Linked DNA regions of Homo sapiens: region 2 is linked to region 1. A link is an interaction called in ENCODE POLR2A ChIA-PET data of the cell type or tissue named here. Cell type or tissue: OCI-LY7. All regions are shown on one strand. Links, peaks and the distances in the headings refer to the core of each region. The heading gives the core; the rest is flanking DNA. Region 1 overlaps EVL (Enah/Vasp-like). Region 2 has its middle 7.5 kb from the start of LINC02914.

The links. ChIA-PET counts read pairs that join two places held together with the same protein. Peaks named below come from ENCODE experiments on the same cell type or tissue, not always from the same donor. Only the 100,000 strongest peaks of a DNase experiment are listed, where the experiment ranks them.
Region 2: POLR2A ChIA-PET joins it to region 1 with 5 read pairs; 1 of 35 experiments calls an interaction of 5 or more read pairs at or near these places.

The regions. Positions count from the first base shown.
Region 1 is chr14:100,115,891-100,121,264 of GRCh38, reverse strand. The region is part of intron 3 of EVL (Enah/Vasp-like); the gene reads right to left. Among named protein-coding and RNA genes, the nearest start is that of MIR342, 8.9 kb to the right of the region's middle. In OCI-LY7, for the core only: no CTCF peak of the experiment used is centred there; DNase peaks (open chromatin) are centred at 3,084 and 3,414; H3K27ac peaks cover 695 bases.
Region 2 is chr14:98,701,449-98,706,822 of GRCh38, reverse strand. No RefSeq gene overlaps it. Among named protein-coding and RNA genes, the nearest start is that of LINC02914, 7.5 kb to the left of the region's middle. In OCI-LY7, for the core only: no CTCF peak of the experiment used is centred there; a DNase peak (open chromatin) is centred at 2,182.

The DNA.
Region 1 (5,374 bases), core at 113-5,112:
TGCAGACTGCTGGTGGCCCTTGGGAAGCTCCAAGCAGCAGCCCCTTGGCAGGTGCTTGTTCAGTGGGAGGAGTAGCTAAGGAAGGCTCCTGGCTGCTAGTAATCAGACTCCCTCGTGTCTAGTGGTGAGGCACTACACATGACTTCCCTGCGTGATGCAGGCAGAAGCCAAGGCGGAGGATGTGGCACCTGTCCCGTGCTGCAGATGAGCACCTTGGAGCCACCTCTCGTCGCCCGAGCTGAGCTTGGATTCCACAGGAGTCAGGGCGATGGGGATGGTGGGAGTCCCAGCTCTTCCCTCTCTGCCTCCCACGGCTCGTTAGGTAACGGAGTCTTGTTGGTGCTGTGTCGGCTGCCCCACAAAACACCCTGCTTCTCTGCTGCCACCTGGCAGCCTTGGCGTCTCTCTCTTGGACCCTCACCTCCACTCTCTCTCATTCTGACAGTGTGGCCTAAGTGATGTCTGGGAAACACAGACATGACCTGCACAGGGTTGGGTCCAGGCTCCATTGAATAAGATTCAAGGTTTCAGCCTAGGCCCCAGGCCACCTTGTGGCTGCGCCTCCCCGACAGTCCTCCATAGCTGACCTCCTGCACCTGGACACTGGGCCCGGCCCCACCATGCTTCCTGTCTCTCTGTGTTTTGTGCGCTACTCAACCCATGTGGGTCACCTTTTCCTGCCGTCTCCACCAAGCAAGGCTTCCAGGCCCAGCTCAGTGGTCACCTCTTCCATGAAGCCCTCCCCAGGTCCTCATGCTCCTTCTCACCAACCGGTGCCCATGCGCCTCTCTTAAAAACTGACAGCTTTCTCACCCATATTCCAGTAATTTGGGAGCTGCCTTCTTTTCTGTACTAGACCCTGGGCTTCTTGCAGGCAGAGAGCACGTCTCACTCCGCACTCCACGCTCATAGCCTGGCTCGCATCAGACACTTAGTTCATATTCCACTGAACTAAGTCAGGAAGGGGAGAGGGGGCTCAAGCTCACTCACCCTTGGGGAAAAGTTCAGGTGAAGGAGTCATGCTGAACTGACTTGAGTGAAAAGAAAAACCTAGGAGGTGAGCCACGGAGATATAGGGATTAGAAGGGGTCCCCCAAGTTCATGCTTGTCCAGAGAGGATGCAGCAGTGTAACGATGCCCTGCCAGCACCAGGTACCCTCTGCTGACCAGAGGCCTTAGGGACAAACTAAAGTCACAGAGCTGCTGACCCAGCCTTTTTCTCAGGGCTGTGAGTTTCAGATGCCTTTCTGCTAGAGGACCCTGTGGCTCTGCACACAGTGGCAGAGCGCAGAGTCACCTTCTGTGGCCATGAGGTGCCCTCCTTTGTACAGTGAATGTATGGCAACGATGGTCTGCGGATCACATCTTAATTGTCTTGTTCCCATGAGGTACTAACCTGGGCAGGCAGTGGGCACGAGAGGACCTGGCCTAAGTTCTGCCTCACATCTGCCTAGTCATGCACCCCTAGGCAAGCTGCTGTGCCCTCATCTGTAAAATGGGAGTCCTAATACACTAACGCTAACAGTGGTACCTCACCAAGCTGCGGTGAGGAATAAACAAACTCTAGGAGTAAAAACCACATGGTAATCCATAAAGTGCTGGAAATATTTGTTCGCATTACTGTTGAAAGCACACTGTTGATCTTTCTGCTGAGTTGGACGGGAACCTGCCTATGTGCTGGCTTAAGTGGCCCTCTGCCCCCCAAGCCTTGCTGGTGTGGTCCCCTCGGTGGAGCGCTTTCTTCTCCACAGGCTGCGTGCACTCACTGCCCAGCTGGTTCCACCACGGCCCCCTGAAGTATACGGGATGAGTGGTGGTGGTTCTCAGGGGTGAGGGGACTTGCCCAGAGCCACAGGGTTTGTGACGCTGGCCCCAGTGTCCCAAGCTTGTTGAGTCTGGGAGCTGATTTTGCCGAGGCAGGGGCCTGGCCCATTCACCTGGGACTCCAACTAAGAAAACTCTCACCCTCTTCTCATTCATCTCAGACAAATTTTGTCAAGTCAAAATAAAGAGGATGAGATAGGAAACAAGCATGAGAAGAAATTCAAAAATTAAAAAAGGAAAAATAAAAGAACCCATCATGCCACAGACAAATGAAAAAGAGAAAGGGAAATTTCAGGTCCAACATCAAACAAGAGCAGGGTGGCTGGGCATTCATGGTGTCATGTGGGTCCAGCCCTTGGTGGCAGGGCTCACCACTGGTAGCAGGACGGGCCATAGGTTCCCTGGCTGACCTCTTCTCTGAACACAAAGAGCTGCAGGAGGACAGAGGCTGAGACCCAGCCAAGGCTCAAGTCCAGGCTGGCCTGCTCCAGGGCCCGCTGGACTGTGATGATTCTTGGGAAGGAGCTGACTTCTTGCTGTCTTGGAGGCCCACTTTCCAGCTTCGAGTCTAAGTTCCATCAAACACCCACTCCTCCCAAACACAGTGGTGAGTCAGAGGAGCCCTTTTACTCTTAGGAGCCATGAGCTGGGGAGAAACACACAAGAGGGGAGGGAAGGCTGGGCCAGACTCAGCCATGAGCCCTCCTGAAAGGGAGGGGTGGTGAGGTGGGGTGAGGGGGCCAGCCACAGGGGACAGGAGCTGACAGACTCAGGGCAGAGTCTATATGACTGATGGGGAGTGGGGCCAGGAGGTCCGAGTCCCTTCTCACTGGGGAGAGTGAGCACTGCAAGAGGCGGGCTCCCGTCTGGCAGCATCTCTACCTGGGACACACTACAGGCGTTTGGCGGTCACTCCCCTTTGCTGCTATTCTGCAAGCAGGGACATGAAGAATTGCCATGTGCCCTTCACAGGCTGCTCCAAGGAGGAGATGAGCTTATACATGGTCCTTGTATTGTACCTTTTCAAAAGGCTTTTATAGCATCTCTCTCTGACATAAGGATTTGACAAAGGATTCCAAAGCAAGGTACTGCCATCTTCAAGAAAGCTGTCCTAGTGTAGTGGAAAGGGGTAGGGAGAGCACAGAAGAGGGAAAATCTGGGCACGCATTATGGGCTTCACGGAGAATGAGCCAGATGCAGGTGACACTCCTCCCCTCCCACTTCCTCATAGCCTGCTGAGACTCGGGCGGTCAGGCGTGGCCCAGGTGTAGGAGAGCACCTGCTCATGGGACTCTGAATGTGAGTCCGAGTTCACCAGGATCCATGACATATGCTTGCACATACCAGGAAGGGCAGGAGGAAGAGCGTGGCCAACAGAACAGCCTGACTTTAACTCCATGGACATAACTGTTTTGCTCACCTCTGTATTCCCAGTACTTACCATAGTTTTTGACCTATAGTCAATGCAATACATATTTGTTAAGTACGTGGATGACTGGCCCCAGGCAAACTGAGCATCTCCAGCCACTGGGCGAGCCTAGAGCGAGTGACACAGTCTTAGAGAAAATAGCAGAAGTCTAATGGCTTATAAGCTCCCAGAGCAGGAAACAGTGGCTGAGCTGAGGACTGGGCCTCACGAGCTATCAGTGAGTGACACACCATAGGCCACCAGTGGCAGTGGCACTTAGAAAATACAATGAGTTGGGGTAAGGAGAGAACTCAAGTTTATTGAGTGTGTATTACACTACGTACTAGATCCTGTGCCAGAGACTCAGACACCACCTCGTTTAGCCTCCCTCGTCCTAGGAATCCTGCTGTGAGCTCCACTCTACCCGTAAGAAAGCTGGAGAGTTGGAAAACTGAAGTAGCATCTTTGTGGCCTCTGAACAGTCAACAGTTAAGCCAGGCTTCAACCCCAAAAGAGAGGACTCTAAAGCCCTCCACAGAGTCACCAAGACTGCAGGGGGATAGGACACATGGAGGAAGAAGGGTCAAGCGGGGCACAGAGACAGGGAGAGCAAGAAGGGGAGCCCAGCCCTGGTGCGAGTGTGAGAAGCTGCGGCTCGGAGCCCCCTGGCGGAGCCCCTTCTTGGGCAGGAGTGTGGCACATTGCCAGCACCCAATGGCCTTGCTGCCTCAATGCCCATCCACGTGGCACCGGGAGAGGTATCCCAGGAGCTGGACAGGTTCTCAGGGCTGTACAGAGAGCCTTAGGAGCCACCCGGTCTGACCTCAAGTGCGAGGCCCTAGCTGGGGTGGGTGGTTCTCACTGGCAAAGTCTTCTTCCCAAAGGGTGAAATCTGTCTTGCCAGGACTGCCCCCAGTGGTCTGTCAGGACCACAAAGACCGTCTCTCTGTGCTGGCCTGGCAGCCCTGGTGCACTCCCCTCCAGGCCTCCCTTGGTCCCCGTCCTGTCTTCCAGTCCCTTTCCGCCTTGGCTGTGCTCTCCTGGACGGTTCTGGATTGTACGAATCCCCTTCAGAGTGAACTGTGCTGGAGCTCTGCCAGTAAGTTAGGTGTGTGGGAGTCTCTCTCCTCTCTGGACTTCCATTTTCTATAAAGTGAGAAGCGTGGAACCAAGGATCATCAGCTCCAAATTTCTACAACTCTAAAGGACAAAGGAGGAAATATACTAAAATGTTCACAGTGGCTATCTCGGGATTGTGGGCTTATATTCCTCTCTCTGAATTTCCAAATCATGCACTACCTCTAAACAAATAAATGTCTAAGAGACCCTACGGAGGAGAATCCCTGCTCTGCGATCCATCCTCCGCGAGGTATGGTGGGCGCGGGGTAGGCAGGGAGCGGTGTGGCTCCTGTCTGAGGTAATGCATTAATTTATACAGCCAAAGGCAGGCAGACAAGGCGAGGAACTACTGACCCCTCCTCCTGAAGAAGGCCTTCCTCTTGGCCACCCCTGAACATTTATGAGGCTCTGGGAGACCAGCCCCCAGCTCCTCTGGGATGGAAGGGATGGGCTCAGTTTCCAGTTAGTCTCTATGGGAAGTCTCCCTGGGGCTCCTGAAAAGATAGAACCGGAGATGTCAGGGGTGCCAGAGACAAAGGATCCAGCACTTGCTCAGTGATGCTTGATGGAATTTCTGGCCAACAAACGACAGCCACCTGGTCTGAGCTGGGCAGAGTCCCAAGTTCTTCTAAGGCCTCCTCCCTGCTCTGCCATCTTTCTGGCTGGCTCCTTTCCCTCTTTCCAGAGGGTCCCCTCATTTTACAGTGAGACTGGGCCATCCCCGGCACACCTTTCCCTCTTGTTACAAGGCCCTGCTTTCCTCACAGGTGCCATTCCTATCACCAAGCGAGCAAGTGTCTAAGCGAGAATGGAGTCTGTGAACTGGGCTAAGCTTGGTCTGGCCACTATCTTTACCGTCACCTGGCCAAGGCCATACAAGAATTGGTGGCAGAGCTGGGACCAGAGCCCACGACAAATGTCTCCCGGCCCAGGGCTCTGTCCACCCCAGTGCACTGATGCTCAGCACTGATTAATAAACAAACAGCTCTGCATTTGTCTTTGGGAAACAAAGGCAGCTAGTGT
Region 2 (5,374 bases), core at 127-5,126, 1.4 Mb after region 1:
AAGTAAGGGAATTCTGACACACATTACAACATGAATGAAACTTCAGGACATCAAGCCAAGTGAAATAAGCCAGGTACAAGAGGGCAAACACTGTATGATTCTACTTATATGCAGTACCTAGTGTAGTCAAATTAATAGAACCAGAAAGTAGAATAGTGGTCCCCAGGGCCTGGGGAAGGGGGACAGTGGGACTTAGTATTTCATGGGCATGGAGTTTCAGTTTGGGATGGTAAAAAAGTTCTGGAGATGGGTAACAGTGATGGTTGTACAACATTGTGAATATACTTAATGCCACTGAACTGTACATTTAAATATAACTAAAATGGTAAATTTCTACTATGCATATTTTATCACAATAACAAAGTTATTAAAATTATATTTCCCAATATCTGCAGGCAAAAATAATTGGATGGGACTTTGAGGAGGAATGGGACAAGTTGTTAGGCACTCATTGGCCTCTTACCATTTTTTTTCCTCTGCCCTGTGTGCATTCTCTGGGAACAGTGGGGTGTGGGGATGTGGCTAAGGATGCCCTGTTTTCTCGTGCACACAGCAGGACACCCACAGGCCGGCACTTGGCTCGACAGTCCTGGATCCCACCCTGACATGAAGGACGTATGGAGGGTTGACTCAGATTTGCCTTCCCTTTGTGAGAAATCCTTCATCATGCCCCAATTTCATGATGTGATTTTACTGGAATGTAGCAGGAACAGCAGTGCATTATAGAATTAATTACATTCAGCTTTAAGGCCTGTGACTAATTGATATGCAGCTCTAAGCGTGATGCCTGGAGAGCCAGTATCGCAGCACTGTGTGTGCAGGGCCAGGGTGGAAGAACCACACCCCCTACCCCGGCCATTTCTGCTTATTCTCTTCTTCCCTCCAGGACTCTTTCCCACCATCCACTCCTCCTCACCTTCACATTCCTGCTGCCCTCCCCATTTCACAGGTGAGGGATTAGCCCAGGGAAGGTGGTGAACAGCCCCAGATGACACACCTTGTAACAGACAGAGCTGAGATGCAGACACAGAGCTATCAGGCTTTGAATTTCCTTTCTTTCTGGATCTGCTCCCCTCATTCAAAGAAAACATCTCCTAGACTCTGTCTTAGGAGTCTGCTCCTTTTCCTGAAAAGGACTGCTCAGGAGAGTATTAGACGATGAGGGATTAAAAGACTGTGTAACTCCAGGGATTTGCACTTTTTTTCCAGTGGGAATTTGCACGTCTGCTCAAAAGCTTCCTGACTGATATAAGTTGCAGGCAGCAGGCTTTCCCTATGCTCCCCTAATCAACCCATTTTCCTAATTCCTGGCCAGTCCTCTCCGACAGGTTCCAGAATCTACCAAAAGTCAAGGAGCTCTTTTCTGCAATTTTTGGTGCTCCTCAAATAACAAAGCTTTTCTTCCTTTTCTCCTCCCCTTTTCCATTGACCAGCTGCACCTTATTTGTCATCTGAAATTCTCTAACCTTCTTCATAAATCATGAAATATGCATTTATGGAAGAAAAAAATATCTTCAAAGCATTGTGCTATTCACTGGGAATCCCGAGATTAAAAAAAGGACAAAGTCTTGATTCTCCAGCAATTCATAACTCAGTGTGATATATAAACAGATAGTGATAATTAATATTTATTGGAGGTTTACTATTACACACATTGCCATTTAGTCCTTCACACACTGTAACCTCAATTAATCCTCAAAACAAACAACTCTACGAGGAAGGTATTATTATCAGCCCAATTTCAGGGATGTGAGAGTTGCAGGCGAGCGAGCGAGTATGAGGTAGGGGAAGGCTCATTCCCTGATCTGGGGATGGCCAAAGCCACACACTTAGCGTGGGCAATAAGGCCACTTGCATTAGGGTGTGATGCTTGCCATACTTAATGGACCCCACGACGGAGGATGGTATCAACTCTACCAGTGATGTTTTAGGGCAGCCTGCCCAGAAGGGGGTGCAAAGTAAACTGAGTCTTGAATAATGAGTCAGAGTTCACCAGGGAGAGCTGGAAGAAGGAGGGAGAGGGGACAGAGGAGGCAAAGACCTATAATCACTGTGCTGCTTGGCATGTTTATGCAACTACACGTGGTTTAGCATTGCAAAAGCTTATAGCAAGTTGGGGGCAAGTGGGGAGCAGGAAGGAAGGGGGAGGAGTTGAGAGTGAGAAGCCAGTGGGGCCAAGTCAGGGGAGGTCCTGCAGGGACTGGGACATCTTCCTGTTGGAGACAGGAAACGCAGACACGTTTTCAGCAGGGGTTGGTGTGATGTGTTTGTGGCTGTTTCACCTTGCCAGGAGCAGAGTAGGTGTTCAATTCATGTCTGTGAAACAAACCTATTTGCTCTGGAATCATCTCTGAGTTTTCAGTTTAGATTGTTCATTAACACAAAGAACTAAACTGCAGTAAAAGCCAACAATGTGTCTATTACATGCCCATGTCTGTTTTAGACCATTCACAGAATAATTATCAGGATGGCTAACAATGGATGATTTATTATAAATATCAGCTTTGCTGCTTGTTAATTCAGAACCAAAATATTTGCCCATTTCCATCCCAAAGGGAAAAATCTAGTTAGTTTGTTCCCCATATTATAACTATGAAATTAAATTAAATGAACTGAATGGATTGCATGGGGGTAAATAAACTATTTAATATAATTCACACGATGAAGAATAATACTGAATACATCTATAGTTGGCTAAATAAACCAATTAACTATTTTCTCTTTAGACAGCACAAGCCAATAGTGCAGCCACGACAAAAGGAAAAAAAAAAAAACAGAATAAGAGAAAAAGAACTTGTCTTAATCAAGTGGAATCCAAATCTCTGCAGCCACCATCCCTGGGCTTCAACTCCCTTGCCCTCTTGGGTAACTCACACATTGGCTTCAGGTATGTCTCTTTCTTGTCTTCCAGGGTTTTTTGGTTTATTTTTTTAAATCACAGATTGACAGAAATAAGCTCATGAGGTTGAATATGATGTGGTCTCATTCCTCCAGGAGACACCTGGAAATGACAAATCGTGGGCAAAGGGAGCACAGGTTTACCTGTAACTATATCAGCACATGGTGGGTAAGAATTTAGGGTTTGGGGTCAAGTAGATCTCAGCTTGAATTCTTTCTCTGATGATCATGGCTGGGTGGTCTTAGGCAGGTTACACAGCCTCCTTCAGCCTCAGTCTCTGTAGTTCTAAAATGGGAACAGCGACTCCTTCCTGTGATGATGGTGAGGAGTAAATGAGATGGAATTTAAAGGCTTAGCCAGTGGCAGGCACCCAAGCGCTGCATGGTTGGTGCTTCCTGCCTGCTAGAGGCATTAATCTGCCTCTGTTCTTAGGGTCAGAACTAAATTCTTTCATCCACTATTTCCTGAGTACCTACTGTATGCTTGGTTTTTGCCTCGAGGTAGGGGGGTGGTGATAGGTAGATAAACGGGATCCCCAGGATCCTATAGTCTAGTGGGTAAGTCAAATTCTGCCCCCATAGGTAACAGAATTGGAATTTGATAAGAATGGGTGGAATGAGGTTTTAGAGTTGAGTGGGCTTCAAATTAACGTCCTGGCTTCTGGAAGTCACTGACAGCAAGGGTCTCAAAAAGCTGTAGACATTTTCTGACTGTAGTTTCAAGCTCAATAAGCCAAGTTTCTGCTTTTATCTGAGGTCGATTCTTGGTACAAATGAAGCTGATTGAGAGTAAGCTAGGGTTTTATGAGCACTACTTCCGGTTGGACGGGGTGAGTATCAACAGAGAAGAGCGGGAGGGAAAGGAGTGCTGTTGCTAGGAGAGGCGTTCTGCACCAGTGTTGGGGTCCTGGGCTCATGCAGGCTTGGCTTGGCACTACACAGCTTTCCCCTCTCTGGGTCTCAGTTTCTACATCTGTGAAGTGGGGGTGGGGGAAGTTTTCCTCCAGTTGTAAGACTGTGGAGCTATGAGTGCAGTTTGTTGTTGAGGGAGAAAATTAATTAATTATTTATTTATTGGACACTTTTTCAACACTGACAGTACCATGAACTGAAGTTGGTGCTGGGGTAGACAGAGATTGAGCCCAAAGGGTCCACAGTCCAATGGGTGATAGAGAAACCCAACTGATATTTTATGCAAGACTTGGTGAGTGCAAAAGTGAAGTGCAGAGCCAGGGAAGCTGTAGCCATGGGGAAATGGGACTGCCCCCAACCCCTGGAATGGGGATGGGGTTTGAGGAATCTGCAGTCTCTGAAGGAGCTGAAACCTGATATGAGTCATCAAGGACATGAATGAATTAAGGAGGTAAAGGTGCGAGTCTGCCTGGTGTACAGTCTGAGCTGAGGGATGAAAGCTGTTCGGTGTTGCTGAAGTTGAAAGAGACAAGGACACAGAGAAAGGCATGGTCAAAGTGGGGAAGGACTTTCTAAATTTTGCTAAGGAATGGGACTGGTGCAGGGTGACCCTAGCAGAGCTCTAAGCAGGGAGAAAGGGCCATAGAATCAGATGTGCATTGAAAATACATATCTCAGGAAGAGTGAGTTTGAGAGGACTTTATTGGAGAATAAAAGAACTGCTAGGATTGATTCTACATCTTTGCTATTGTGAATAGTGGTGCAATAACCATACAAGGGCAGGTATCTCATAGAATCGACCTAAGTATCCATAAATGGATGACTGGATAAAGAAAATGTGGTATATATATATGTGTGTGGGGGGGGTGTGTGTGTGTGTGTATGCGTGTATTCAATAGAATACTATACAGCTATTAAAAAGAAAGAAATCATATCAGCAACATGGGTGGAACTGGAGGCCACTATCCTAAGTGACACAACTTAGAAACAGAAAGTCAAATACTGCAGGTTCTCACTTAAAAGTGGGAGCTAAATAATGTGTACACATGGAGTGTAGAAGGATAGACATTGGAGACTCAGAAGGTGGCATGGGGGAGGAGGATAGGGGATGAGATATTACTTAATGGGCACAATGTACATTACTGTACATTAGGGTAATGAACACCCTAAAAATTTGGACTTCACCACCATGCAATATATCCATGTAACAAAACTGCACCTGCACCCCTTAAATTTATTTTTTTAAAAGAGCCGCTGGGAGGTGATAAGAGAGTGAACAGTAGTTGGAGTGGAGTGGGAAAGGACTAGAGTTAAGAAAAGTGTAGAGATAAAATCTTTAGGATGCTAGGAATGCAGGAGACAGAAGAAAGGCCCGACTTTCTATCCTGAGCCATGATGGATGGGTATCCTCTGCAGAGTCACAAACCACAGGGGACAGAGGCCACGGGAGGTGACAGCTCCCAGTTGGAACTGCTGATGTAAGGAGCCCACCAGCCTCCAGAAGGGAAGAGGGTAAGCATCAGGTGCAGAGCTCAGAGGGAGGCTCCAAGGCAGGAGACGCACA